7 separate regions of the Homo sapiens genome follow, and all the other regions are linked to region 1. Evidence: chromatin contacts called from ENCODE Hi-C or POLR2A ChIA-PET data. All regions are on one chromosome and are shown on one strand. The core of a region is the stretch at or near the end of the contact, and the rest is flanking DNA. Distances in the headings are between cores, read along the strand shown. Region 1 holds the start of TCTA (T cell leukemia translocation altered). Region 2 holds the start of IFRD2 (interferon related developmental regulator 2). Region 3 holds the start of GNAI2 (G protein subunit alpha i2). Region 4 holds the start of LINC02585 (long intergenic non-protein coding RNA 2585). Region 5 holds the start of RBM5 (RNA binding motif protein 5). Region 6 holds the start of RBM6 (RNA binding motif protein 6). Region 7 holds the start of SLC25A20 (solute carrier family 25 member 20).

Region 1 (2,697 bases), core at 137-2,636:
TAAGGTACAGATATTTAGATCATTCCTAATCAATACAGCGACTTCGACTAAGCAACATTGCATCTATTTTCATGCAACATCGCTTAAATCATTTACAGTTTTGTGTGTTGTTTTTTTTTTCCAAATGGAAAATACCCCTTTTCCACTCAAAACAGACCCCAAAGCTTTCAGACGAGTTCGGGCGCGTTCCAGGTGGTATGGCCGTAGATCATACCCCTAAGCGTTCAATACAATCTTTTACTTACTTACACAGTCTCCAACAAGTCTGCATTAAAAGAAAACCTACCCAAAGTGTAACTGGACTTTAATCAATATGAAACAGTGATTGTCGTTTCTCGTTAAACGTAAAAAGCAAAATGGAGTTGTAAAGAGTTTCTTTCCCATTTCAACTCCGACAGCCACGCGCGCTTTCAGCGGCCGGCTACACTGCGCGGTCGCGGGGCCCGGCCCAAAGCCCCCGCCCTGCCCGGCGCCGCTGGGAGAGGAAGCTCCGGGGACCGAGGGCGGGCAGGCGGGCAGCCTGGGCTCCACCAGGCCCGGCCGGGCGGGGGAAGGGGCACAGGAGACTACCGGGCGCGCTTCCGGGGACTGCGCGGGCGGGGTCGCCGCTTGGGGCGCGGGGCCCGGGCTGGGAGTCAGGTCAAGGGTCAGGGGCCAGGGGCGGCTCGGCCACGAGCAGCCGGTGGGGCGCGGCCGCGGCGGTGCGGCGGCCTGCCGGCCGGAAGAGTACCGGGCTGGCGGGCCTGGGGCCCCGCGGCGCCTGGAGGGAACCCTTCCGCTCACCTCAGGCAACGAATCCGAGTCCAGCCTCTTCGCGCCGGGGACGCCGGTCCGCGAGTCGCAAACTCGGAGACGAAGGCGGGTAGCTGAAGACCAGACCGTGGACTAACGAGAGAACCGACGGAGGACCGCGGGCGGCGGGAGGGTAGCGCGAGAGAGCGAGGGCGGGCGGCGGCGGGAGGGCGGGGAACGACGTGCGCGCCTCCGAGTGCCCAGCGGGCTCGAGCCGGCACAGGTCGCGGCCCCGCGCACGCGCGCGCACTCACAGCTCATCCACTATTGCTCAGGAGCCCGTCCACGCCCTAAAAGCAAAACCCTTAACCAATCATTGCAGCCGCGTGGGGCATCACGGGAACTCCGGGGCTATAAAAGACCTGGTTGCTATTTTGTACTCCCGGAGTCACTCATCCCTTAAGCAAGCAGGGTGGGGTTAGGTGCGCGTGCGCGGTTTTAATACTCCTCCCCGAACTGCCAACTCTTCACGCACGCGAAGTAGGCCCCACCCTGGCTGGGTTTACGCGTGCGCACTAACGGGCCTGGTCCCGGAAGACCACACGCGTGCGTGGTGGGGACTACGGTGACAGTACCCCGGGTGGGGCGAGGGCCAGTCATGGCGGAGTCCTGGTCTGGGCAGGCCTTGCAGGCTCTGCCGGCCACGGTGCTGGGCGCGCTGGGCAGCGAGTTCTTGCGGGAGTGGGAGGCGCAGGACATGCGCGTGACCCTCTTCAAGCTGCTGCTGCTGTGGTTGGTGTTAAGTCTCCTGGGCATCCAGCTGGCGTGGGGGTTCTACGGGAATACAGTGACCGGGTTGTATCACCGTCCAGGTGAGGCTTCCTACGAACCTCCGTGGGCTGGCCGCCCCCGCCCCCACCCTCTCCCGACTGTACCATTGGGTTCCCCACTATCCTGCAAGAGGCTCATCAGAACTTAACATTGGTTCACGGCCTTACTACCCTGAACGCATCTGACCTCGGAAGCTAAGCCAGGTACTTGGATGGGAGAACTTAACGTTGTGCCCTGACTCATGCCACCATACCATTTTACGCCAGAATCCCCACCAGTCCACCCATCACATTGTATCTGTTCCTCAGAACTCTCACCTGGCAATACCATTAGTCCCTTAGGACCCTCACCAGACTTCACCAAACAATACCAGTGGTCTCTAACCTGACCTGGGCTGATGCCTGCTCAGATTCCCACCCCAGCCTTCTGCAGCTCTGGATGTGTTTCTGCCTCCAGGTCTGGGTGGTCAGAATGGATCCACGCCTGATGGCTCCACGCATTTCCCTTCGTGGTGAGTAAATCTGTCCATACCGCAACCCCATGCTTGGCATTCCAAGGACACTCCTGTGCTGGTGACAGAGAGGGGAGTTCTCAGGCTTTAAGCCCACCAGCTTAATGGCCTTTGCAGCAAGCTTCAAGTCTGCACGTAGAGCTCAGGCTTCAAGTTAGGGTGACACCAAGGTCTGGACAGTCCATCATCATGCTGTTCAGCAGCCTGTAGGATAGGTGGTGGTATTGTCATAATTTCAGAGAGATGAAATGACAGGTTTGTTGGATTCCACTCTGCACAATCCCCTCAGTTGGGAAGGCAGTAATCTCTGTCCTGAGCACATTGACCTCATCAGGGTCAGCCTCCTCTTCTGCAAAACATGCGCTCACTAATCAGGGCATTCATTCAGATAATCTCTGGGCCCCTATCACGTGATAGGGGCCACACGAGGCCCAGAGAACAAAGACAACCCGGGCCCTGCTCATGGGGAGCCAGGGATTTATTAGGGGAGGGCGGCAGTGCATGGGGCAAGGGTGGTCAGGGAAGGCTTCTCCCAAGAAAGACACCTAAGCCGAGATCAAATGCCACAGGGTGACAAAGTGTACCAAGCAAAGGGAATGGATTGAGCAAGGCTAAGAGGGAAG
Region 2 (2,697 bases), core at 99-2,598, 880 kb after region 1:
CGGCTCACTGCGACCTCTGCCTCCCGGGTTCCAGTGATTCTCCTGCCTCAGCCTCCCGAGTAGCTGGGATTACAGGCATACGACACCACACCCAGCTAATTTTGTATTTTTAGTAGATAGGGTTTCTCCATGTTGGTCAGGCTGGTCTCGAACTCCTGGCCTCAGGTGATCTGCCTGCCTTGGCCTCCCAAAGTGCTGGGATTACAGGTGTGAGCCACCACGCCCAGCCTGCTCCCATTTTATCTTACTATTCTACCTGCCGGAGCAGCCCAGCCTTCCCTCATTCACTCCACTGCGCTGGGGTCCCTCCAGCTGCCAGGTCTTTGTACAACTTGCTCTCTTCTCCATCCTCTCAGGACTCACCCAGAAGCACTTCCCCCCAGGCCTCCCTGAGTCCTAAGTCTGGGGCTGACACCACTCAGTGAACATGTTCCACACCCTATTAGATGTCCCCCACCCAAAACCCACCATGGTGGTGACCAGTTTAAAGTTGTGCCTAGGTATTTTCCTCCTTCCTGTGCCCGGCCCTCCTCCCTTCCCCCTCAAGAATAAAAATAAATAAATTTGTGCGTGGTAGGCACCCCATCCCAGCAGAGTAAACATATGTGTTTAACGCATTAAGATAGGCTCCTGGTCTAAGCTGATAAGCGAGTCCCAAGACTGCCTCAGGCTCCAGGATACTCAGCTACCTTGTGGAGTCAGGCCTGCCAAGCTGCCAAGGCCCTAACCAGGTAGCTTCCCAACAGAGCCCCCTCCCTCTCTTCACCGGAGCAGGCCAGGACTCCCGCCAACTTCCTTGACCAGTCCAGGAAAGGATCAGGGTTTGGCAAGAGGACTGGCTTCCTGCCCTGTCCGGTGAGTTTGTCCACCCAGCAGGCAACTGAGGCCCGGAGGGGCTGGCCGGGTCACCGCTGGGAGCGCGGACTCCCAACAGGCAGTGGGCAGCGAGCTCAAGTTGGGCACGCACGTGGCCAATGACTGCTGGGGCACGTGCCAGCCTCGGTAGAGTTATGGGAAGCTGCGTGGGGCTGGCCGAGGGGGTTCCCCACCCAGGGCCCTCGAGAACAACCAAGGGGATCCAGCAGGACCCCCGCCCGCCGCTCATACAGCTGTCCCGCGCCCCCCACCCCACTCACCTCCTCCACGGCGCTGACCACCCTTCCGGAGCGTGTTGCCCTTACGGGCGCGAGGCATGCCGGGAACCGGGCGCGGGGGGCGCGGGGTCAGGGACCCGGTGGGTGTGGGCTCCAGGCCAACGAGACGCCGGCCGGTGCGCTGCGCTGAGACTTGGCCAGACGACGGGAGCCACACGCCACGCGCGCCACCATCTTCGCGAGGCGCCCCGCCCTGCCAAACAGGTCGCCGGGAAGGCGAGTTCCAGGCCATCCGATTCAGGCCCACATCCACGAGGCTAAAACTACTAATCCCAGAGGCCTGAGCGCGCAGGCGACGGCGGCTAGCTGCGCGTAGAGCACCATGGGAATGGTAGTCCACGCCTGGGGCCCACCAGCCGACGACGCGCTGGCTGAACTATGCACCCACAATGCCCTGCGCGCGCCCCAGCCCCGCGTCGGGAACAAGTGCACGGTGGTTAACTCCGAAGCGTCCCTCAGTGGAGCACCAAGGCAGGACTGGCTTCTCAGGGCACTTGGCAGCGGGACACTCCAGACGAGACCTACCCCTGCCTGGGTCTGGGGACCATGGGAAGGGCTTAGAGCTTGGGATAACAGGAGCAACAGCCAAACCTCAGGCAGTGGAAAAAAGTGACTTTATGATGAAAGAGTGCAGACAACAGCTTAGCACTTTACCGACCTTCGCCAAGATTTTTTGGGGCCCATCTGCCCGTGCACGGCCCATCTGTGACCTCTCCATGGGCTTAGTGAGGTGTAGGCACAAAGCCCTAGGCTGGCAGCCCTAACTAGCTGGAACCTGACTCTCCCTGGAACTGCTTCCTTGCCATGGAGGACTCACATGATCTCAGAGGGCCTCTGGTTTTATAAGCGTTTTTTCTGGCCCCTTCTACCCCTCAGGGATTCCAAGGGAAGCGGGGTGTGTGCTTGGGAGGGTTGACTGTAAACTGAATAGAGCAAGAGTGGGACAGAGTAGTTCCAGGACTGGAAAAGTGGCAGCAGGGAAAAGAAGAGGCAGTGGCAGGGGCCCTGGCTTTATACTGCTTCTTTAGGCCCAGGCCTGGGCTCCTGGCAGGTGGGGCCAGCCCAGCCCCAGTAACAGTGGCAGCTGAAGGACTTCCAATCTCCAAGGCTGCCGTCTGGCCACAGGTGTAGAAAGGCTTCCATCTGTCCTGGATCTCGCCGGGCACAGCGCCCGTGGCCATGGCACCGCTGGTGACTGCAGGCCATCGCTGCCCTGGTCACATTGATCACATAGGGGCCCAAGGTGTCCACCAGGTAGTCATGGAGATGCCAGCACTCCTCCTGAGGAGAAGGGAAGATATGTGTCAATATGCCTGCTCTATAATCTTGACATGGCCGTCCCCCACCCTGGGACCCCAGCATGTGCTACATGGCAGGCTCAAAGGGGCAATGATCACCTCAGAGCTGGAGAGGCTCAGGTCCCCCCAGAGCACCACGCCGGCTGCCCCTAGTGCTGCACTCACACCAATGGACTGCACAAGGTCATCCTGGAGGCAGAGAGCTGCTAAGCCAGTGCTGGGCTGGCCAGATCCATGTGGGCACA
Region 3 (2,697 bases), core at 63-2,562, 820 kb after region 1:
CTAGAAACACTGCTGCTTCCACCCCACCTTTGCCTGGCCATAGGGTTGCAGCCATTGCCCAGTGGGGACAGGCCACAGGAGGGTGGGATGTGGGATCATGGCCACCTCCAGACGTGGACAGGCCATGGAAGAGACAGGTCATAAGATCATGGCCACTTTTGTTTCTAGAAGTCCAGTGGCAACTTCTTCCTCTTTCTTCCCTCCCAACCCCCTCACCCTGCCTGCCCGCCCTCCTCTCTTCCTCCCTCTCCACCCTCTCATCCTCTCTCCCTTTCTCCCTTGGGTCCTGATTGCCTGGTCCCAGATTGGAGTCCAGGATGGCTGCCTGCCGAAGAATGCCTCCCGGTAGATTGGGGAAGGATGGATATGAGAAGCCACCCAGCTAAAGGAGACAGCCTAGGCAAAGGTGTAAAGATGGAAACCAATTTTTTTTTTTTTTTTTGAGACGGAGTCTTGCTCTGTCGCCCAAGCTGGAGTGCAATGAATGGCGCGATCTCGGCTCACTGCAACCTCCGCCACCCGGGTTGAAGCAGTTCTCCCGCCTCAGCCTCCTGAGCAGGTGGGATTACAGGCGCCCACGACCACGCCCGGGTAATTTTTGTATTTTTAGTAGAGATGGGGTTTCACCATGTTGGCCAGGCTGGTCTAGAACTCCTGACCTCAAGTGATCTGCCCGCCTCGGCCTCCTAAAGTGCTGGGATTACTGGCGTGAGCCACTGCGCCCGGCCTTTTTTTTTCCTTTTTCGACTAGCTGCAACCCAGAGGGAGAAGGCGGTAAACCCGCCTTAAGACTGAGAAAACCGCAGTCCAGAAAGGCTCCCGAGTTCGTAGATCCCAAAACAAGTTTACTGGACTCATTAACTTTAACAAATGACAAAGACACGCCTCCTCCACCTAACTCGCCCAACTCGCAGAAGCTCAGAGGGCTGGTTCCTGCTCTGCCCTCGAGGGCACCGGATCCCCACCCTCGGGTTAACAGATCCGCCCTCCCGGCTGTCCAGCAACAGAGCTCCCGGCGCTCCGCACCCAATCACAGCCCGGTCCCGCCTGCAGCCCGCCCAGTGCCGGGTCCCGGGGTTTGGAACCACCCCTATTGCCTTTTCTCCGCGTGGCCCCGCCTGCAGCCCAGGCCCGAGCCTGGGCTGCGCCTAACTTCCCCCTTCGCTCCGCCCTCGAGCCAATCAACAGCCTCTAATCTCCTCTGGCCCCGCCTGCAAGCCCGCCCCGGCCCAGTCACAGGCTTGGTTCGCCCAGGCCCCACCCCCGGCCCGCCCCGCCGTCGGTGCGCGGCGGTAGGGAAGGCGCCTCCCGCAGTCGCTCGGAACTGCCGACCCGAGTGCTTCCCGCAGAGGGCTGGTGGTGGGAGCGGAGTGGGTCGGGCGGGGCCGAGCCGGGCCGTGGGCCGTGTGGGGGCCGGGCGGCGGCCGGGCCGGCGGACGGCGGGATGGGCTGCACCGTGAGCGCCGAGGACAAGGCGGCGGCCGAGCGCTCTAAGATGATCGACAAGAACCTGCGGGAGGACGGAGAGAAGGCGGCGCGGGAGGTGAAGTTGCTGCTGTTGGGTGAGGCCGCGTCCCGCACTGGGATCCTTGATTCCCAGCTCGAATCCCCAGACAAGGACTTTGACCTCCCAGACTAGGGCTTCAAACTCCCAGACCCGGGCTGTCTGGGACCCCACACCTGGGCCAGGACCAGGGTTGAAAACTCTAGATTGGACTAGACCTTTGATCCTGCCCAGACTCTAGACCAGACCCCTGTCTCATCCCAGACCCCAGACCTCCAAATCCAGTCAACAGTGCCCCAACACCCGCGGTCCAGTGCCCTGCTTGGCCATCCCCCCTTGCTAACTAGCTTCACAGAACTTCAGAGCCCCGCCATCCTTCCCTACACTTTGCCCAAACCCCCAGGATGCCCGCCACTTGTTCCCCAACCCTCAGGCTCCGCTTGTTTTCCTCACCTGCGCCTTTTATTCCTATTGGGCATGAGCATCCCGCGGGGCCCCTGCCAGGCCCCCCACCCACTCCCTCCTTCTCCTTCTGTGCCCCATCCCTAGTCTGGAATCTGTATCCTCCACCTGTGCACTCTGACCCAAGGAACCTCTCGAGTGGGAAACTGCTCTTGAGCCCCATCTCCAGCTGGAACCCCTTCAGCGAGCCCTGCTCCCTGCTTCCTGCCCTCCAGATCCTTCTCTGCAGGCATCACTCCCGAAACCCTCTGCTGATCCTCCCCTAAGTCCTCTTACACTCTGGCCTTCCCCAGATCCCTCCACCCTTCCTGCACCAAGTGGGCTGGGCTAGGAGGCGGGAGCCCTGGGTTGGAGAGGGCCTAGGCTGCCTTATGCAGAACCCCCACGGGGCTGGATTGAGGCTCCACTGGTCACGCTGGGGGAGGGGGCCAGGCCTCAGGCTTCCCAAGGAGGCTCTATGTTTTCCAGTTTCGAAGGCCAGTCTGGGAAGTAGGAGAGAGAGTGGAGGAGTTAGGGTTGTGGCCGCCTCCAAGGCCAGAAAAGATGGTGGCTGCTAGAGGAGTGGGGGGAAGTGGAAGTGGTGAGACAGCCGACATATTGCTGCCCCTGCGGGTGAGCCCAGGAGATCTGCTAGTAGGTGCTGGGCTGCCCACACCCCTTCTGGGCTGCAAGGCCTGGGATGTAGCCTCTGAGAGTTGGGGGGCTTGTTGGATCTTGGGACCCTGTGAAGG
Region 4 (2,697 bases), core at 131-2,630, 750 kb before region 1:
GCTCCCTGACCCCCAGGCCAGGCCCCCCATCCTCCCGGACCCCGGAAGACTCCGGACAAAGAGCTAAGGCTCCGCCACCGATATGCGCCCTTGGCCCCGTAGTGGCAGCTAAGCCTGGGTCCCAGCCCTGGTGCCCACCGCCCCCCAGCTCCTCCTGGCTGAGGGGGAACAAAGAGAGGAGAAGGAGCAGGAGTATGGGGGTCGACCGTCCCCCGAGGCCCCGCCACGGCGGCCGCCTCGCCATCATCCCCCGCCTCCCTGCACGGCCTCCACCGCCCCCCGCCCCGGTCCGGGCCTTGGGCTGGCCCCGCCGCTCGGGCCCCCTCCCGGGCCCCTGCCGCCGCCCCGGGCCCCCGCCCCTCCGCCTGTCTCTCCGCACCCCCGCCGCCCTCTGGGCACCATCTACTCCGCGGCCGGAGCCCCTCCGGCGTGCGGCCCTGGCTTTTTCCGCCCCCACCACAGCATCCCCGACGCTGCTGCCGCCTCCCGCCGCTCCAACATGGCTCCCGGCCGCCCCGATGGTTCGCTCCACCTCTGCCCCGGCGCCCGAAACACGGTGGTACAACCCATCGCGCATGGCAGCTCTGAGGACCGAAGATGTTGCCGCCATCTTTATTGAGGACGTGAGCGTTGCTCCTGGTGCTGAACAGAGCGCGAAGGTTCGCCGTCGTTGGGTCCGCCCTCCCCACTTTCGGTCGCCGCCTTCACCCACCTCCCTCCTTCTAGGGCGCTGTCCCAGCTCCGTCTCCCAGCCTTTTTCTGTCCTTCCAGATCTCTTGTTCCCCCTTCCTGACCACTAGTTCTGAACCGTGTCCCGGATTTTGGTCTGAAATTTTGGTGCCCATGAGCGTTCTCATAGCTCTGGGAGGGGGTACTGTGTGAAATCCTGGGGTAGAGGGGACGATGGCTGGAGAGGGGTCTGGGGTGCCAGCACCCCGAACAATAGCTTTAACTATCCCATCAGCTAGTTTTATGAAACATGTCGCGACCACCTGCTTGTTTGGATCGCCCCTGCGGAGCAGGGACCAGAGATGACCCTCCCGAGGCGGGAGCAGAGGCCAAATTCTTCCCTGCCTTGCTGGTCCCCAGCAGTCTCCCGGGCTCGGGGCCCCTTCACTGGAGGCTGCACCCCCTCCCAGGCTGCGAGTCCCGAGTGCTCTGGGATGCCACGTGGAGCCCGGCGTTGCCCCATGGCTGCGGGCCCCGCTTCTTCGGGTCCCCGCCCCTCGTCCGTCACGACCGCATGCCTTAACCCCTTGAAGGGACTGACACAGAAACTCAGTCCTCCCCCCACCCTCGGTGCATTCCAGCTCTCCCTGCGTAACTCCTGGCACGCGCCGGTCTCGCCAGGCCAATGGGTGGACCTGGCGCAACAGACGTCACGAGAGGAGCGGAGGCGAGGGGTGAACGCGGAGCACTCCAATCGGTCAGTCATTGTTTCTATTGGCACAATGGGAGGCCCCGCCCCTCACGGCGGACTCATCGCATGGGGGAGGGGGCTCCGCGGGTTGCCGGCTAACCGTGAGAGAGTCCGGGAGGTACACTATACGGACCGGCCTCCAAAGGCGGAATCGATAACGAGCTGCAGCGCCGGGTGCAGAGGACGCGGGCATCCCGAAGCCCAGGAAGAGGTCAGGGCCGGGACCCCAGAACGCTCCACAGGGTGCGGCTCCCGCGATGGGGTGGATCCTGGTTCTAACAGGCGAGGAACTCCTGGCCAAGGCCTCTGGCCCGCCCCGAACGGTCCCTATGACATCACCATCAACCAATCAGTCGGCGCATCCTTTCGCCCCTTGACTGCTCCGCTTCCGGGAGGCGGGGCTTCTGCGGGTTCCACCTCCCGAGCGCCCCTTGTGGCTACCAAGGTCAGGCAACAGGTGTCCAGTTGTTCCCTCTCCTGTCTACGAATCTGAGGACCTCCCCAGGATCAGAGCTCTGGGCCTGATACACGGCCGGGGTTCCTACGGGTTTGTGAGTGGGGGTGGAAGATCTGCAGAGGCACTTAGGGCTGAACTCCTTTGAATGGGAGCCAATCGGTGCAGGGGCTGGAGGAGCGAGTCCCCCAAAGTAGTTTTATTTATCTATTTAGAGACAAGGTCTCACTCTTTCGGAGTGCAGTGGTGATCACAGCTCACCGTAGCCTCGAACTCCCCAGGCGATTCTCTCACCTCAGCCTCCCGAGTAGCTGGGACTACGGGTACATGTCATCACACTTGGCTAATTTTTGCATTTTTTATAGAGACAGGGTCTCACCATGTAGGCCAGATTAGTCTTGAACTCCTGGGCTCAAGCAATCCGCCCATCTTGGCCTCCCAAAGTGCTGGGATTATAGGTGTGAGCCACCGCGCCCGGCAACCCAGAAGTGGTTTTGACAGCACCAGCGCTTTCTGTGTCCACAATCTAGTGAGTAGAGGGCACAAAACCTGACACCACGGAGGCAGACAGGCAGGGGCTCTGCCGGGGAAGGGTGTTGGAGTCCCAAAGGAGGCGTCTGAGTCACCTTCGCAACCTGGGACGCCTTCTTGCATAAGATGCCTGAGCAGTGCCTTGAATGACCAAGGGGAGATCCGCATCTGCAAAGGAAGGGCAGGGAGGGATAGGGATTGGGGGTGGGCATCCTAGGTCTTGGAGACTGTGTGGGCAAATGTGCAGAGACATAAAGGGACTATGGCTGAGGGAAATCAAGCCCTGCCCTCT
Region 5 (2,697 bases), core at 105-2,604, 680 kb after region 1:
GTCTCGAACTCCTGAGCTCAGCTGATCCACCTGCCTCGGCCTCCCACAGTGCTTGGATTACAGGCATGAGCCATCATGCCTGGCCCCTCCTTTTTATTTATTTATTTATTATTATTATTATTATTATTATTATTATTATTATTATTATTATTTTGAGACTGAGTCTTGCTCTGTCACCCAGGCTGGAGTGCAGTGGCACGATCTCAGCTCACTGCAACCTCTGCCTCCCTGGTTCAAGTGATTCTCCTGCCTCAGCCTCCCTAGTAGCTGGAACTACAGGTGCATGCCACCATGCCCGGCTAATTTTTGTATTTTTAGTAGAGACGCGGTTTCACCATATTGGTCAGGCTGGTCTTGAGCTCCTGACCTCGTGATCCACTTGCCTCGGCCTCCCAAAGTGCTGGGATTACAGGCGTGAGCCACTGCGTCCAGCCTTTTTTTTTTTTTTTTTTGAAACAGAGTCTCACTCTGTTGCCCAGGCTGGAGTGCAGTGGCGCAATCTCGGCTCACTGCAAGCTCCGCCTCCCGGGTTCACACCATTCTCCTGCCTCAGCCGCCCAAGTAGCTGGGACTACAGGCGCCCGCCACCATGCCCAGCTAATTTTTTTGTATTTTTAGTAGAGACGGGATTTCACCGTGTTAGCCAGGATGGTCTCGATCTCCTGACCTTGTGATCCGCCCGCCTTGGCCTCCCAAAGTGCTGGGATTACAGGAGTGAGCCACCGCGCCCAGCACCGGCCTCCTTTTTATTTTTTAGCGACAGTTTCTCGCATTGTCCCCAGGCTGGAGTGCTGTGACGAGATCACAGCTCACTGCAGCCTCGACCTCTTGGGCCCAAGCGAACCTCTCACCTCAGCTCCTGAGTAGCTGGGACAAGAGGTGCACGCCACCATGCTCAGTTAATTTTATTTTTTGTAGAGATAGGATCTCACTGTGTTTCCCAGGCTGGTCTCGAACTCCTGGCCTCAAGCGATCCTCCTGCCTCGGCCTCCCAAAATGCTGGCTTGTGAGTGAGCCACCACTTCACGCACGGTCTCCTTTTGAAGTAGAATTAGACAATGTTTTACACCGTGCCAGTGAAAGCAAACTGTACTCTCTACGGCGCTAGTAGCAAAAGCAAAGAATTATTAACATGCCTAATAGGAGCCCTAAAAACTAATCCAGGTCTGCAAAAGCCGATCGACAACTCTGTAGTGATTTAGAAGAGAATTGCAAGACATTAACACAGAGCGTCCTAAGTGACAGGATGGTCTGGCGACCACATTTCCCGGCAGCCCTCGCACAGCCAGGCCGCTTCGAGGATTGGACTTCTCCGCAGGAGGCGGGTGACAGGGGGAGGGGATAAGCGTGAGGTACTGTGGGTAGGAGACGGCCGTCGGCGGAGGCGCCATTTTGTGTAGCCGCCGAACCTTGTTGGAGGTTCTGGGGCGCAGAACCGCTACTGCTGCTTCGGTCTCTCCTTGGGGTAAGTGCGGCGGCTGTCTGTAACGACGGTAGGTTCTTGCCATTTGGGCTGGCCCCCAAGCCTCCCTTGTCAGCTGCCGGAGGCGACTGATCAGCTCCAGCCGGTTCTGTAGAGGGGCTAAATTACCCCAGGCGTTGGAGGGCCGCGCCCTTCCTTGTTGCCAGCTCTGTCAGTTTCCAGAGGGTGTCCAGCCAGCTCAGCCTTGGGCCTGCTTCTTTCTGGCTGTGACTTTGCCCCTTGTGGATACACGTCCCCTAATCTTCAGCCCAACGGAGCAGTGGAGCCGTCGCCTGTCCCTCGGGCACTCCTTGGGAGCTCCCTGGCAGTCTCTGGCCGCCATCCCCCGCTCAACTGCAACTGAATCGCCCTCTCCGAAAAGCTGTTCGGTGATCGCCCATCTGCGGGTTTGGAACCTCTTGGGAGGCGGGAGGGGCATGTGCGGGGAGGGCAGGCCGGACGCTGGAGTCGGTCGAGCAGGCCGTGACGCCGCCATCTCGGCCGCGAGACCCCACGGAGGTGGGTGCCGGCACCGCCCGGGAGACAAGGGGCGGCACCAGTGAATATGCCCCGGGACTTGTTTCCCCCCAGTGGTTCTTTTTCATTTATTAATTTCAACAAATCGTTGAGCATTCGCTCTAGACTAGGCTTCCAGAGACTACTGGAACTGATTTTTCGGACCTCGCGCTCATCGAACGCGGTCCAGCAGTGTGATGTCTTATTACCAACGGGGGGCGGGGGGCCGGGCTGTTCACTACTCAGTGGTTTGTAGTCATAAGAACTGGCTCAAGACGTGGTGGTTATTGTTACCTAGGAATTAGGTCGTTTCTAGCTTTGCTCTTGTCTTATGCGATACGTTATTAATGTAGTAGATTTCAGTCAGCTCAGTATCCCAGCTTCTACGAGGTTTTACATTTTTCATCAGAAGTGTTTGAATTTCATGTTGCTCCTTGTATTAATGAAGACACTTGGATTAATGTTTTAACGGTCAACTATCCCACGGAGTTGCTTTGATACAAAACCAAGGAGCTGATTGTAGCTCTGCCCTTTTTGCTTTGTAATTCTAAGGTAGGAGCAGGGAAGGAGTCTTCTGCTTGCTCCGTATTATGATTCTGTTAAATCTGGAATCTAATATTTTAAAATATGCTTAATCTTCCGGTTTTGCTCATTGTTAACAAAATGTTAGCACGATTTTAACGTTGACAGTTTGTCCCCACCACTTCCCCACCTTAGAT
Region 6 (2,697 bases), core at 92-2,591, 530 kb after region 1:
AGTCTCCCTCTGTCGCCTAGGCTGGAGTGCAGTGGCGCTATCTCGACTCACTGCAAGCTCCGCCTCCCGGGTTCACGTCATTCTCCTGCCTCAGCCTCCTGAGTAGCTGGGACTACAGGTGCCCGCCACCACGCTCCACTAATTTTTTGTGTTTTTAGTAGAGACAGGGTTTCATCGTGTTAGCCAGGATGGTCTTGATCTCCTGACCTCGTGATCCACCCGCCTCGGCCTCCCACAGTGCTGGGATTACAGTCGTGAGCCACTGCGCCCAACTTCTTTCTTTCTTTCTTTCTTTTGAGACGGAGTCTTGCGCTGTTGCCAGGCAACAGTGCAGTGGCGCGATCTCGGCTCACTGCAACCTGTGCTTCCCGGGTTCAAGCAATTCTCTGCCTCAGCCTCCTGAGTAGCTGGGATTACAGGCATGCGCCACCACGCCTGGCTACTTTTTGTATTTTTAGTAGCGATGGGGTTTCACTATCTTGGCCAGGCTGGTCTTGAACTCCTGACCTCGTGATCCACCCACCTCGGCCTCCCAAAGTGCTAGGATTACAAGCATGAGCCACTGCGCCCGGCCTTTTTCTTTCTTTCTTTTTTTCTGAGGTGGAGTCTTGCTCTATTGTCCAGGCTGGAGTGCAGTGGCACAGTGTCGGCTCACTGCAACCTCTGCCTCTGCCTCCCGGGTTTAAGTGATTCTCCTGCCTCAGCCTCCCGAGTAGCTGGGATTACAGGCACCTGCCACCAAGCCCGGGTAATTTTTGTATTTTTGGTAGAGATGGGGTTTCACCATGTTGGCCAGGCTGGTCTAGAACTCCTGACCTCAGGTGGTCCACTCGCCGCGGCCTACCAAAGTGCTGGGATTACAGGCGTGAGCCACCGCGCCCCGCCAACCAGCTGGAGATGGCTTAAACTTACTCCCGAAGAAGCTCCCTTCCATTTCTCTCACACTAACGGACAATAAGGAGGCCTCGAGCTAGGCAGGCCAGGGCCGTACCCGAGCTGCTGGCAGGGAGCAAACCTCAGGAAAGTCAAGCCACCAAAAAACTGTAAGCCTCAATCAACTGAGAGGAAAGCACAAGAGGACCAGGTGTCACAGGGCAGAGGCCAAACCACAACTCCCAGCAGGTCACGCGGAGTAGGGCGGGTAAGCGCGCCTTCTTATTGGATGGCGATGGACAGCGTGCTCTTACGACCCACCCCAGAAGGCAAGTCCCCTGCGCGCGGGGCACGGCGGGAGTAAGAGTCTGCGGGACCGGCAGCTGTACTTCATCTCCCAGCGGGCCGAGCGCTGAAGGCAGCGGCGCGGCGCCTTTGTGGTAGCAGTGGCCCCGCGCGGAGGAAGTTCCGGTGTCCGCGGCGCTGGGTCGGTGGCGGAGGCTGAGGAGAAGGAGGAGCGGGCCGTGGAGGCTTCGCCGCCTAGGTAAGGGCCCGGGACTGGAGGGGAGGCGTGCCAGAGCCTGCCAGGGAATAGCCAGCAGACAGGCCCGCTCTAGACATCGCAGGCCCGCGCAGCCTGAAAGCTGTGGCTTCAGTGTCGCGGGGCGGCTGCGGCCTCGCTCGGGAAGAAGACCAAGCAACGGTGAGATGAGGGAGGCGCCGCCCGTGGCAGGAACGCCCCGGAACCGTCGCGGGCCTGGGGCGGGGCCCGGCGCGGCAGTAGATTACCGGTCCCGCCGCGGAGCGGCCAGCTGTGAGGCTGGGGCCGGCGCGTGGTTGCGGCTCTGTGCTCCTACTCTTCGGAGCTGTAAGCGGGCTGTTCTTGCGGTTTTCCTGTTTCAGATCCAATTCTGTGGCATCACTAGGAAGGGAGCTCTTGTGCTTAGCACGTAGCCTCGTCCTCAGACTTGGACAGACACAAGGGAGGCTCCGCTGGACCGGAGGGCACAAGAGCTCCGAGCCCGGTCGTCGGGGCGGTAGAACCTGGAAGCGGGAGAGTGGTCTGGTGGGTTCTGCGCCCGTTAGGCAATGAAGGAGAAGGATGTTTTATCGTATTCACGCTTTAGATTCCATTAGCGGTGTAAATAGATGTTTTTCTCTTTATTTTAGAATTGACGTTAGGCGAATGGGTTCAACTTTGGGAATGCCTTTTTTTTTTTTTTTTTTTTGAAGGAAGGGCCCTGTTTCGTAGGGTACATAAACCGTGAGCGTAATTGTATTTTTTGCATATTCCAGGTTTGCTTGTGAAGGTCAGAGTAGCCGGATTTAAGTGAAGGAGTTCAGTAGACATGCAGACATGGTCACCTGGTTCATTTTCTGAACCCTGGATTGTGCCCTCGGCTTGCTAGTTTCCACCTTCCTATTGAGAAATGCCACCAGCGTGAATGATTTAAATATGTCACCATTACTGAATTTGTGAGGTCTCTAACGAGAGGTGTCAAGAGCTGGTGCGTGATGGTAGGACTGGCAGTGAAGAAAGTAACTAAATAATATGTTACCATTTTGGTGAAACACAAAAGTTGAATTTGAACCTTGTCTCAGAAACTAGCATCTAACTAGATACCTAACCTGCAGGACAGGTCCCAGGTCTCTCTGGATAGTTGTAGCACCTTTCCTTATAGAATTCTATTACCAGGCCGAGCCTGGTGGCTCACACCTGTAATCCCAGCACTTTGGGAGGCTGAGGTGGGGAGTTCGAGACCAGCCTGACTAACATGGAGAAACCGCGTCTCTACTAAAAGTACAAAATTAGCCGGGCATGGT
Region 7 (2,697 bases), core at 105-2,604, 510 kb before region 1:
TTACCACCAGCTAAATAAACATTTGATTTCATGTTGCACAATGACCTAGCCAGTCCAGCTACTTTAACCCTGGTCTTCCTATAGAATGACCCCAGTATGAGCTCTACTTCAGGGCAGCTCCTCTCTTGGATGAAAGGCAGCAAAGAGCTTGCTGCCCAAGCTGGCCAAGAGGAAGTGCCCACAAAACTATTTCGCTGTGGAAGAAATCTGACCCAACATCCTAACAAACCCCCTCACATGGGCTTCCAATCTTTTAAAACTCATGTCTGCTCCCCACAGGCCCACCCTGGCAATGACTTGTCAATTTCCTTCACGTCTACGTCTAGAAAAAAAGTGAGAAAACTGGATGCAGCTTCGAGTGCTAAGCCATGGGGGATGGACTTTGGTCCCCAAGCAAAGCATTAATGAAGGTGTTGCAAGGGGAATAGTTGAGATATGATATGAGGAAGACCAGAGAACAATTCCTGATGAACGTCCTCCCTCCCAAGCCTCAGTCTGACCATAGCTTCCTCATCTGGGAGTTGTGAGAATGAGGCTGGCCTTGTGCAAAGCTGATCACCTTGCTTTCCGTGGAAGGGGCTCGGTCACTGAGGTCATCATTGCTTCTCACAGGGATGCCTCTGCCCAGGAGGCTGAGCAGGCCACCGTTGGGTGACAGGCCGAAGAGTGTCAAGTATCTCCCCGGGCCGGGAAAGGTGCGAAAGAGATGGGTACTCTTGCCCCAGGGGAATGTATCAAAGGACACCTCCAGAACAACCGTACCGCTCTGTCTTTAGTTGTCTTCCTGGGGCAGGCTTTACAGGGGACCTGTTTCAACCTTAACGATAATATTAGTGTTGGCTGAAACCAAAACTATGGAGAGACGTTTATTCCTTCCCATCCCTAAAGAAGTGGCGCAGGGTCAGAAGAGACTGCGGGACAGGGAACTTTACATCAGAGCTCTTGACAGGCAGTTAGAGGCTGCTCACTTTGCGCCGCCGCCTGGCTCTTTGGGGCGCAAGGTACAGCTTCCTGCCCACCCCTGAAAGAGAGATTCCCTAGACTTCTCACGGAAGCTCACACATGCCCCTCTTCTGCCCAGCGTCCGCGCCTCGCGGGGGACCATGCTTTCCGCGCCCCGCCCGGGCCTCCTCCCCAAAGCCTGCGACCCAGCCTCCCGCACCTTGACCGTGTCCAGAGGGTGACCGACGAACACCAGGCACACGCCGCCAAAGCCGCCGGCCAGCAGGTTCTTGAGCGGGCTGATGGGTTTTGGCTGGTCGGCCATGGTCAGTCCGTCTGTCACTCCGTCTGTCAGTTCTCGGGCCGTCCTGGCTTCTCAGCCCCAGCTGCAGTGCCGGCGCCGCCGACCTTTCACCCACTTTTGGGTGGGCGGGGCACGAGCCCGGGGCAGGTCGGGAGGAGGGCCCAGTTGGCACGGTAGGGCTTCCGCCCGGGGCTGCTTCCGGCCTCGGCCCCGCTTCGATGGGCGTGGCAGAGCGCAAAGCCGCATGGGCGGGGTTTGGGAGTGTGGGCCAGCGGGCCTATTCCTCCAGGAAGCCTTCCCAGACTTCCATGTTTCCTCTGAGCTCCCATTCATCCACTCACTCCAGAGAGATCAATTGCGCCCTGCCATATGCCAGGCGTCCTTCTAGGTGCTGGAGGCACCCCTGGTAGTACAACACACAGGTCCCTGTCCTCCTGGAATTTACAGACCATAACAAAGATAAATAACTAAAAAATGCATAGTGTATCAAGTAGTAATAAGTACTACGGAGAAAAATCCAGGAAGAGAGTTAGAGGGTGTGTGGGACAAGTGATTTGCAATTTTAGTTCGTTGAATAAGGGAGGGTTTAACTGAAAAGGTGACAGGATTCAAGACCTGAGAAGATGAGAGAGGGAGTTCTGTTCACACATAACAGGGTCAAGGGTGAGGAACCTTCCACCCAGAAGAAAAAGAAAATGCAAAAGCCTTGAGATGGTCTGTGCCTGACATGTTTGAGAAACCACAGGAAGAGGGAGGGTAGTAGCTGATGAGGCGACAGAGGTTTTGGAGGCACTAGAAGACAGGTTTGGGCCTGGTGTTATGGCTCATGTCTGTAATCCCAGCTCTTTGGGAGGCCAAGGCGAGAGGATTGCTTAAACCCAGGAGTTTGAGACCAGCCTGACTTATATAGCGAGACTCTTGTCTCTAAAAAAAAAAAGTTAGGCCGGGCCCAGTGGCTCACACCTGTAATCCCAGCACTTTGGGAGGCCAAGGCAGGCATATCAACTGAGGTCAGGAGTTTGAGACCAGCCTGACCAACATGGAGAAACCCCGTCTCTACTAAAAATACAAAATTAGCGGGGCATGGTGGCGCATGCCTGTAATCCCAGCTACTTGGGAGGCTGAAGCAGGAGAATCACTTGAACTTGGGAGGCAGAGATTGCGGTGAGCCCAGATCGTGCCATTGCACTCCAGCCTGGGCAAAAAGAGCGAAACACTGTCTCTACAAAAAAAAAAAAAAAAAAAAAAAAAAAAAGTTAAAGGCCCGACGCAGTGGCTCATGCCTATAATCCCAGCACTTTGGAAGGCCAAGGCAGGTGGATCACCTGAGGTCAGGAGTTCAAGACCAGCCTGGCCAACATGGTCAAACCCCGTCTCTACTAAAAATACAAAAACTTGCCAGCCGTAATGGCAGACGCCTATGCCTGTGATCCCAGCTACTCGAGAGTCTA

What was found. A loop is a pair of places that touch in the nucleus more often than their neighbours do. ChIA-PET counts read pairs that join two places held with the same protein, here RNA polymerase II (POLR2A). Pooled maps may share reads with other maps.
Region 2: a loop to region 1 is called in a map of CD8-positive, alpha-beta T cell, with 7 times the contacts of the local background. The contact joins the promoter of IFRD2 here to the promoter of TCTA in region 1. A Hi-C loop is called at or near these places in 2 of 168 maps with a recorded cell type or tissue (CD4-positive, alpha-beta T cell and CD8-positive, alpha-beta T cell), 1 of 37 single-sample maps with no recorded cell type and 11 of 50 pooled maps.
Region 3: a loop to region 1 is called in a pooled map, with 9 times the contacts of the local background. The contact joins the promoter of GNAI2 here to the promoter of TCTA in region 1. A Hi-C loop is called at or near these places in 2 of 37 single-sample maps with no recorded cell type and 11 of 50 pooled maps.
Region 4: a pooled map shows a loop between it and region 1 (9-fold over the local background). The contact joins the promoter of LINC02585 here to the promoter of TCTA in region 1. A Hi-C loop is called at or near these places in 6 of 50 pooled maps. POLR2A ChIA-PET finds 5 or more read pairs at or near these places in 2 of 52 experiments (AG04450 and activated CD8-positive, alpha-beta memory T cell).
Region 5: a loop to region 1 is called in a map of naive thymus-derived CD4-positive, alpha-beta T cell, with 4 times the contacts of the local background. The contact joins the promoter of RBM5 here to the promoter of TCTA in region 1. A Hi-C loop is called at or near these places in 1 of 168 maps with a recorded cell type or tissue (naive thymus-derived CD4-positive, alpha-beta T cell) and 7 of 50 pooled maps.
Region 6: a map of CD4-positive, alpha-beta memory T cell shows a loop between it and region 1 (5-fold over the local background). The contact joins the promoter of RBM6 here to the promoter of TCTA in region 1. A Hi-C loop is called at or near these places in 1 of 168 maps with a recorded cell type or tissue (CD4-positive, alpha-beta memory T cell), 5 of 37 single-sample maps with no recorded cell type and 9 of 50 pooled maps. POLR2A ChIA-PET finds 5 or more read pairs at or near these places in 1 of 52 experiments (AG04450).
Region 7: a pooled map shows a loop between it and region 1 (6-fold over the local background). The contact joins the promoter of SLC25A20 here to the promoter of TCTA in region 1. A Hi-C loop is called at or near these places in 6 of 50 pooled maps. POLR2A ChIA-PET finds 5 or more read pairs at or near these places in 3 of 52 experiments (Caco-2, OCI-LY7 and activated naive CD8-positive, alpha-beta T cell).

What each region holds. Positions count from the first base shown.
Region 1 is chr3:49,411,037-49,413,733 of GRCh38, forward strand. TCTA (T cell leukemia translocation altered) reads left to right here and starts at 1,387. Exons shown (of 3, transcript NM_022171.3): 1 at 1,387-1,604; 2 at 2,020-2,074. The coding sequence starts at 1,391. RHOA (ras homolog family member A) reads right to left here and starts at 940. Exons shown (of 5, transcript NM_001664.4): 1 at 784-940. RefSeq lists enhancers at 87-1,061, 960-1,254, 1,190-1,599 and silencers at 380-469, 480-759, 820-1,119.
Region 2 is chr3:50,291,081-50,293,777 of GRCh38, forward strand. It overlaps IFRD2 (interferon related developmental regulator 2), which reads right to left and starts at 1,349. Exons shown (of 12, transcript NM_006764.5): 1 at 1,137-1,349. The coding sequence starts at 1,194. HYAL3 (hyaluronidase 3) reads right to left here. Exons shown (of 4, transcript NM_003549.4): 3 at 2,552-2,641; 4 at 1,752-2,435. The coding sequence ends at 2,166. RefSeq lists a silencer at 1,058-1,267 and enhancers at 1,648-1,837, 2,228-2,697.
Region 3 is chr3:50,234,892-50,237,588 of GRCh38, forward strand. GNAI2 (G protein subunit alpha i2) reads left to right here and starts at 1,313. Exons shown (of 9, transcript NM_002070.4): 1 at 1,313-1,562. The coding sequence starts at 1,445. RefSeq lists enhancers at 1-580, 581-1,191 and a silencer at 1,061-1,520.
Region 4 is chr3:48,662,388-48,665,084 of GRCh38, forward strand. LINC02585 (long intergenic non-protein coding RNA 2585) reads left to right here and starts at 1,381. Exons shown (of 3, transcript NR_111921.1): 1 at 1,381-1,426. It overlaps CELSR3 (cadherin EGF LAG seven-pass G-type receptor 3), which reads right to left and starts at 499. Exons shown (of 35, transcript NM_001407.3): 1 at 1-499. The coding sequence starts at 247. RefSeq lists enhancers at 505-694, 565-1,150, 1,465-1,824, 1,885-1,954, 2,321-2,697.
Region 5 is chr3:50,087,565-50,090,261 of GRCh38, forward strand. RBM5 (RNA binding motif protein 5) reads left to right here and starts at 1,355. Exons shown (of 25, transcript NM_005778.4): 1 at 1,355-1,465. RefSeq lists enhancers at 1,212-1,803, 1,323-1,492, 1,533-1,642, 1,804-2,394.
Region 6 is chr3:49,938,809-49,941,505 of GRCh38, forward strand. RBM6 (RNA binding motif protein 6) reads left to right here and starts at 1,342. Exons shown (of 21, transcript NM_005777.3): 1 at 1,342-1,417. RefSeq lists enhancers at 972-1,494, 1,203-1,262, 1,293-1,342, 1,373-1,432, 1,495-2,016 and a silencer at 1,573-1,772.
Region 7 is chr3:48,897,528-48,900,224 of GRCh38, forward strand. It overlaps SLC25A20 (solute carrier family 25 member 20), which reads right to left and starts at 1,355. Exons shown (of 9, transcript NM_000387.6): 1 at 1,163-1,355. The coding sequence starts at 1,267. RefSeq lists an enhancer at 276-325 and a silencer at 906-1,095.